2 separate regions of the Homo sapiens genome follow, and region 2 is linked to region 1. A link is a contact called in ENCODE Hi-C or POLR2A ChIA-PET data. All regions are on one chromosome and are shown on one strand. Each heading gives the region's core, a stretch centred on a gene start or an enhancer-like site at or near the end of the contact. The rest is flanking DNA. Distances are from core to core; before and after follow the strand shown. Region 1 overlaps LINC01350 (long intergenic non-protein coding RNA 1350). Region 2 has its middle 40 kb from the start of HMCN1.

Evidence for each region. A loop is a pair of places that touch in the nucleus more often than their neighbours do. ChIA-PET counts read pairs that join two places held with the same protein, here RNA polymerase II (POLR2A). Pooled maps may share reads with other maps.
Region 2: a loop to region 1 is called in a pooled map, with 4 times the contacts of the local background. The contact joins two enhancer-like sites. A Hi-C loop is called at or near these places in 2 of 168 maps with a recorded cell type or tissue (B cell and HepG2), 4 of 37 single-sample maps with no recorded cell type and 7 of 50 pooled maps. POLR2A ChIA-PET finds 5 or more read pairs at or near these places in 2 of 52 experiments (CD4-positive, alpha-beta T cell and CD8-positive, alpha-beta memory T cell).

What each region holds. Positions count from the first base shown.
Region 1 is chr1:185,594,328-185,597,918 of GRCh38, forward strand. The region is part of intron 2 of LINC01350 (long intergenic non-protein coding RNA 1350); the gene reads right to left. The region is part of intron 1 of LOC107985239 (a long non-coding RNA gene); the gene reads left to right. Among named protein-coding and RNA genes, the nearest start is that of LINC01350, 32 kb to the right of the region's middle. Within about 2 kb of position 1,829, at least 3 of the 41 ENCODE cell types and tissues checked have a DNase peak (open chromatin) inside an H3K27ac peak, as active enhancers do.
Region 2 is chr1:185,692,643-185,696,233 of GRCh38, forward strand. No RefSeq gene overlaps it. Among named protein-coding and RNA genes, the nearest start is that of HMCN1, 40 kb to the right of the region's middle. RefSeq lists an enhancer at 1,506-2,007. Within about 2 kb of position 1,554, at least 10 of the 41 ENCODE cell types and tissues checked have a DNase peak (open chromatin) inside an H3K27ac peak, as active enhancers do.

The DNA of each region.
Region 1 (3,591 bases), core at 579-3,078:
GGCATATATCCCTCTGTTTTGCGGTTCTTTGTGATTGTCCCTTTCAGATTAGAAGTGCTTTATAATAAATTGGTAACTGTGCTTATTTGGCTGTTGAAAAGGGAGTCCTTTTAAAAAGGAAACTTAGCCCTTAAAACACATACACACACACACACACACACACACACACACACACACACACACACACATTTAAATATTTTCCAGATTGCTTTCTTTGCTTTTAAAGGTCACCTGAAGGTGAAGGGGTTGAAGGACATTTTATTGGGCTGTTTACTCTGCATTAAATGTCCTTCCTTCTTTCTCCTTATCTAGTACAGCCCTACCTTCAAGGTCCAGCTGAAATTCCAGCCACTCTGTGAAACTTTTCTTATCACCCTGGCCTTGGAGATTTGCCCTTTCTCTGTGCTCTGGTAACACAGAATGTCTGCATTAGCTTTTTCAAACTTAGCCTATGCTGCCTGTCTGTGAAGTATAAGCTTTGTTTTCCCAATGAGACTATCAGCTTTGTTTTCCCAATGAGACCATCACTCGTTTATAGGCTTGGAGTAAGAGTGGCTGAAATCCTATCTCCATCACTTGTGAGCTGTACGACCTTGTTCAAGCCACTTCCCATCGCTGTGCCTTAGGCTCCTTCTCTGTTCAGTGTAGTCATAGTACCTATCTTTTAGAGTTGTTGGGAAGATTAAATGAAATAATACATGCAGTGTGTTTAGTACAATGCCTGGCACATAGTTAGTGTTCAATAATTAATATATTTTATACACTTGTAATTTAACTACTATGTAGTTAAAGGAACTGGTGAAACAGTTATGAAACAGCTAATAGTCTACAGAAATAGTTTCTGCTCTGCCAAATCCAGCAGGGAGCCAGAGGGCAAGGGAGTCAATTAAAGCACAGCAAGAAATTGTTTTTGCCCCAGGGGAATTTACATTCTAGGATTTAATAACTAATTAGCCAATTATTTATTTAAATACTAATCTTTTCAGAAGTACAGGGTGCCATAAAAATGTCTGTGTCTCCCTGAAAGTCTTGGGGAGGTTCCCCTGAGGAAGTGGTAAATGAATTTAGATCTTAAAAAGGAATAGGTGTGAACAAGTTGAATGTCAGGAAGTGTATTCTTGGCAAAGAGAAGACCATGTGTGGGGACTTTGAGCTGGAGGGAAGTGTGGATAATCTGAGGACCTCAGAGACAGCCAGTGTGGCTGGAGCATGATGGCTGAATGAGAAGAGAGAGAGCTCCAAAGGAGCCAGGTTGGATTTTAGGTCTGTCATTTTCCCAGTATCTTGTAACTATACATTAAGGAGCTTATTTATACTCATTAATGATTTAGTCTACGTGGATGCTGGTTCATCTGATTCTTTTAAACAATAAAAGAAAGTGTTTTCTGGGTATATGGTATATCGATAAGAGTCTGGTCAGGAAAACAGAAACTGCATTGGGCATTTCAACAGTGAGAATTTAATATGAGAAGTTGGTTAAACAGGACTGGAGAAATAAAAACCCAAAGAAGGGATGCTGAGGTCACAAAGAGAGAGTGACTATAAGAAGCTGCTGCCTCTCCAGATCAGAATCTTAAGCTTTGTCTGCATTGCCTCTCTCTCTCACTTCCAGTCTCTCACAAAGTCCTATCTTCACAGCTCAGAGAGCTATAATGCAGAACCTTATGTGTCAGGGAGTGGAGGACAGGAGGTGCAGGCCTGGTTGCTGCCCAGCACGTGCTGGTACCTCAGGAGCTCAGAAGAGCTGGGAAGACTTCCCAGCTAGTGCTGGTACCTGTACCTCTAAGAGGGCACATTCAGGTTAGTTCTTAGAATACTAAAATAAAAGAGGAGACTGAAGCCAACTGCCCATCCCAGGATGCAGAGCTATTATTGCTCAGGTGATGATAGGAAGAGGAAGAAAGCAAAGAGTCTGCCATTTAACCTCCCTCTAGCGGCCACTATTGGTAGAAGCTGACAGGGAGTCAGCAGGTTAAGCTGATTTGCAGAGTCCTAGACCCAGTATCACGTAATAAAGATATGAGGGGTAAAAAATAAGAACAATGGAGAAGGTGGATATTGATAGCTGGATATGAAGGGTGACATGGTCTTGCTTTGGGTAGCATTTGACTCTCTTATTTCTGCCCTTCAACATGCAATACATTACTTTCAAAGTCTTTGCAGAAAAATTATTTTATTAACTCATTAACTCTTTTGAGAGTAATCAAAATGAATTATTTTGCTAAAGCAGAAACATGGAAGAAATCTTTTTGTAAGTTTTATGCCATGCCAGTCACTGATTGGAGATATATTTATATCTATCTCTATATAGAGATAGATATTTTCACACATACAGACATATACACATATATATTTTATTTAATTTAAAAATTGTTGAAAAAGAACAAAAATTTGTAAGATCTCACTGTTGGCCTTCAAGCTGTTGGAAACTATGATACACATTCATGAAAAGGAGACTGAGGGTCATTATACAGGTTGGTTTCAGCTCCTAAGGGGTCCTGCCATCCCAGATCTGTGAACTCCAGGGAAAATCTCTACTTTTCTACCATTTCCTTGGTGATTGATTGCAAATCCCCTGGGGTTTGGAGAATCACATATATCTTTCCTCCCAGCTTCTGCTATAGGTTTTCATTTGCTGTTGAAGTTGAGCAGGAACCACCCAGAGCTCTACCCAGAGACCTTTTTATTTTCCCCTACCCCATAGCGTGAAATATTTTTGTTGCTTAAACCACAAACAATATGTTATAAATCATTTCTCAGTATTTATAAATAAAAATATTCTTAAAAGTTACACATTGTTTAAGCACCAAGCTGACTGAATTCCAACCACAAGCAACAGATGTTTTAGTCATCCCAAGCAATTCTAACGAAGATAAAACTGTGATTTTCATTTGATATTTTGGAACATTAAAAATAATTGTTGGAGTCCCCAATACTACTTTTAAGTGCCTCAGGAGACACAGACTTAGGTATAATTTTTTTCATGTGTACTATATTAAAAGATACATTTGCTTGGAAGACCTGTTTAGTGCAAAAGTGTGACTTTCGGCCAATTCCTCTTAATTAATGACAATGCTTCAGTTAAGTACTTTAGTTCCTTTGTATCAACTCCCATATTTCTCCAGAGAATTTGTGAAATAAGCACCTTGACTGGTGTGGAAGGAGTTTTTACTACAAATTTTTCATAAAAAAGGAACATTGAAATGCTACTTATCAAATTGGCTCATCTGTCTCAAATATTCATTTCCTAGAAATAATCCTTTGTTATTATCCGTAATAACTGAAACCTTATCGTTTTATTTCACCTGCTTTCTTTGTTTTGGTTTTCAGCATTAAAAAGCAATAATAACTTTGGCAAAAAATAATTCCTGTAGATCATTATTTTGAGGGTAGTCCTACTTGGCCTATTAGTTCCGCTGTAGTGCAATGTGTTTTGATATTGTTACTTAAATCAACACCAACCAGAATTACTGGCAGTCACAAACAAAAGTCTAATAATTCAGTGTTGAATTGTAAAGCAAAATGCATTTAAAAAATTAAGACTGCAAAGAAAGATGGAAATAACTGTATGATAAACATATAGACATGTTT
Region 2 (3,591 bases), core at 304-2,803, 98 kb after region 1:
TAATTTAAATATCATCAGTTTAGTTAACAACAGGTGTTGTTAATTTTATTCTTTTTTTCAGTTGATTAGTTATTCTTTGTGTTCAAATTCTGATTTGGTGGTAACTGGAAAGTGTTAACTCCACTACTTTTTCTTCTTGCTAGAAGAAAATTGCTAGAAGAAAAAGTTTAGTGTTTTTTTTTTTTTTTTTTTTTTTTGGTGTAAATAGCAGCATAGAGAAATAAAGCAGCAAGGGACAGAATAAAGAAATAAATGTTAGAATAAACTTTAAAATGGCAATAAAGAAATGGGAATCAGGGATAGGTTTCAAGAAAGAACCAGGGATCTTATGAGAGTTATTTATTTGAAAGGACAAAGATTGTTCTTTAAGCTGTATCAATCTCTTTTCATTTAATCTAAATCCAAAACAAATACAGATTGTATTTTGACTAAACTTTCTCCCATCACTAGATCTCAGAAAGTATTGCCTACATATGACCATTTTTTCTAATACTGTCTGTAATCTTAAAAATAATAATCATTTATGGGGTACCATATGCCAGACACCTACATAGAATACTTTATTTGGTTCTCAGCGACAGATATGATTATTATTTCACATTCTAGATAAGGAAACTGTGGTTCAGGGAGGTTAAGCAATTTGCCCAGACTCATGGCTTTGGACAGATCCAGATTCAAATCCCAAGTGTTGCTGATTCTAAACCCTATGCTCCTAACTCTTTTGTCTTATTTCCTCTTTAAAATGAGATCCCAACATTTGATAAAGTTTAAGATGTTTTCCCATTTTCACAGGCAAATTACTTAGAGCAGTGGTTCTCCAAATGTAGTCTTCAGATCAGCAGAATCAGCAACACCTAGGAATTTACTAGAAATGTTAATTTTCTGACCCAACACCAAATTTACTAAAATTAGAAACTGGGGGGTGAGGGTGGGATGGGTACAGCAATTTGCATTTTAAGGAGCCCTCCGTGTGATTCTGATGCATACAAAATTTGAGTACAACTACCTAGAAAAATGAAAAATTGAACAGCCCCTATTGCCATCTAAGCTAGTAACTGATCATCTGGCCCAACCATCCTACTTGCACTCCAGGAATCACTTCTGGATAATGTTTCTCACTCTCTCAGGTTCCTCTGCAAATCAGTCATGGTGATCTGAAAGCTTCCTACACATTTTTGTTTTGAGCCGGTGTTGCTATTTTTGCACAGGCTGGGCTGGGACTCCCAATCCTCCCGCCTCAGCCCCCTAGTAGCTGAAACTACAGGCCTGTGTCACTGCACCCGGTTCAAGGATAGATTTTTATTTGTTTGCTTTGTTTTTAGAGATAGGGTCTCTCAACGTCGCCCGGGCTATTTCTACAGATGTTGTTTTGGTTTAATATGGTGTCACATAAACTTACACTGGTTAAGTAAACAGGCAACATTTGAACTAAATTTAACTTCAATGTTTTGGTGGTCTGCAAAAGGATATTGTGCTTCTTGGTTAACATTTTCATGTTTCTCCACTTCTGCTTTCGTCCAGAACAGGAAGCGGAAGTTCTAAACTACTGCGAAGTCCTCTCTTGGTATTTCCGGCCTCGCTGAGACCAGAAAGCAGCGGAAGGGACAAATGTTTCTTGTTAGAGTCCCAATTTGATTTCTAAATCAAGGTGTACAGGATCAAAGGTCTCTTAAGTGCAGGTCCCAAACTTTGATCGTTATGTAAATAAGCAACTTGGAGCTCTCCTTCACGACTTGTAACACAGGCAGGTGACTGAGATGAGATCAATCAGAGCTGAGGAATGAGGGGAAATTCCCACCTAATAGCTGAAAGCAACAATACTTGAGTTTGTGCTTGCCTTCCCTTTCAATTTTCTAAGGTATAGGTGATCAAAATTCTTAATAAATTGAAGATTGAAGGCCTTAGAATCTGAGTAAGCTAAGAGGATATACAGTTTCCACAAATGAGTTCTTTCATTACAATAAAAAATAACAGAGGAACTTTAAGGCATTCGTTTGCTGCCAGGAATTTCAGCTGAGGTTGTGGGTTGGGGAAGAGGGTAGTTAATTTAATTAACTTCTGTTTTATGATCTCTTAAGATAAGTAAAGGCACCTGGAAGTAGAAGAAGCCGAGAGAAAAGATCGTACCATGTTTTCTATCTGTTATTTAGCTTAGATTTTCTGTTTCGATTGTTGTTTGTTTCTATAGGAAAGAATACTTATTGACAGTGAAAGAAAGCAAAAGAAATGGATTTTTTTAAAATAATGAAACTTCTAGATGAGCAAACCTGGAGGATAGTTTGTGAATTAAACAAATGTGTTTGGTGTATAATCAGGGAAACTGATAAAACCCACTCATCTAAAAAGAAGGTGAGAGTTTTCGGCTGTCACCAGGGTCTAACTTGGTAAGTCAGTCCCATTACCACATACCAATGAAGTAAAAAAAAAAAAGATTCATTCGGTTTAGAATCTTTAGAACCACTAGTCTGGTAGTGCTGTCAGGTTAAAGGATTAGTTGTTCAATATAAACCATATATTTGGACTAAAATAATCACATTAGCCTTTGTTAAATGTACTCATGATCAAGTGAGGTAACAATAGTGTTCTTCCTACTTTAGATTTAAAACTTGACATTTCTAATATGATCGATGTCTCCACTTTGCTGTCTGACATAGTACTGCTTAAACCTTCCTCAAATACTTGTATGCCATATATGTTTCTAATCTATATAAAATAATACTGATATATAAGCACTGTGTTTTCTTCTAGCTTAAAATAATAAGTCAATTTCTTGAGGATAGGTACAACTCTAACCTTAGATAAGAAGTTCTGGATTCTAAATTGAGCCCTGCTGTGAAAACTAATCTTTGCTTTAGATCTCCACCTTGTGGTTACATGTTTAAAATGTAAATTCTTGTGATTTTATGATCCTGGCTTATAGATTCTTTCAAAAAGAAAGGTAGAATGGATGAACATTGTCTGAAAATAACTTGAGACTTATGATTGGATATTTAGAAATTTATAATTCAGATTCAGTGCACTTCAGAATGTTTTCTCTCTGAGACCCTTGTTTACCACTTTTTGTTCAACTACCTTGAAAAATTAGTTTTGGGTTTCTTAAGGATTGAAGAGACTTTCAGAGACCATCTTTTGGGTTAGTGCTAGTACAGAAGGGGCTAATAGGAGGAACCTCATTAGTGTATCTTTAGTAAACTTGAATGAAGGGAACATATGGGTTTAGAACTTACAACTTCAGAACGCTGGGGAAATCTGTAAGAAATACTCCAACATTTACCTACCATCATGTGGTTTTTAAAAAAAGAAAAGAAGAACTACCCCAACGTGGGGTTTACCTTGGTCCAAGAAAAGAAGACAGTTTTCAACTATAACATCCTGTGACTTCATTTTCCAAGTTTCCTCATCACAATATAGAAAAGCTATATGATGTCCGCTGGGTATACAGCAGTGCTCTGTGTAGCTTAAAGAACATGTAGTTCCAGCATGAAGTTCTGCAAGAGTGGGCCTGGTGTGCTGTGTGTGAATCAACTCTAGAGCTCTTTGGATTTATATAAGTCTTGATTTACAGAATTTAGTTACAAAGCACAATAATAT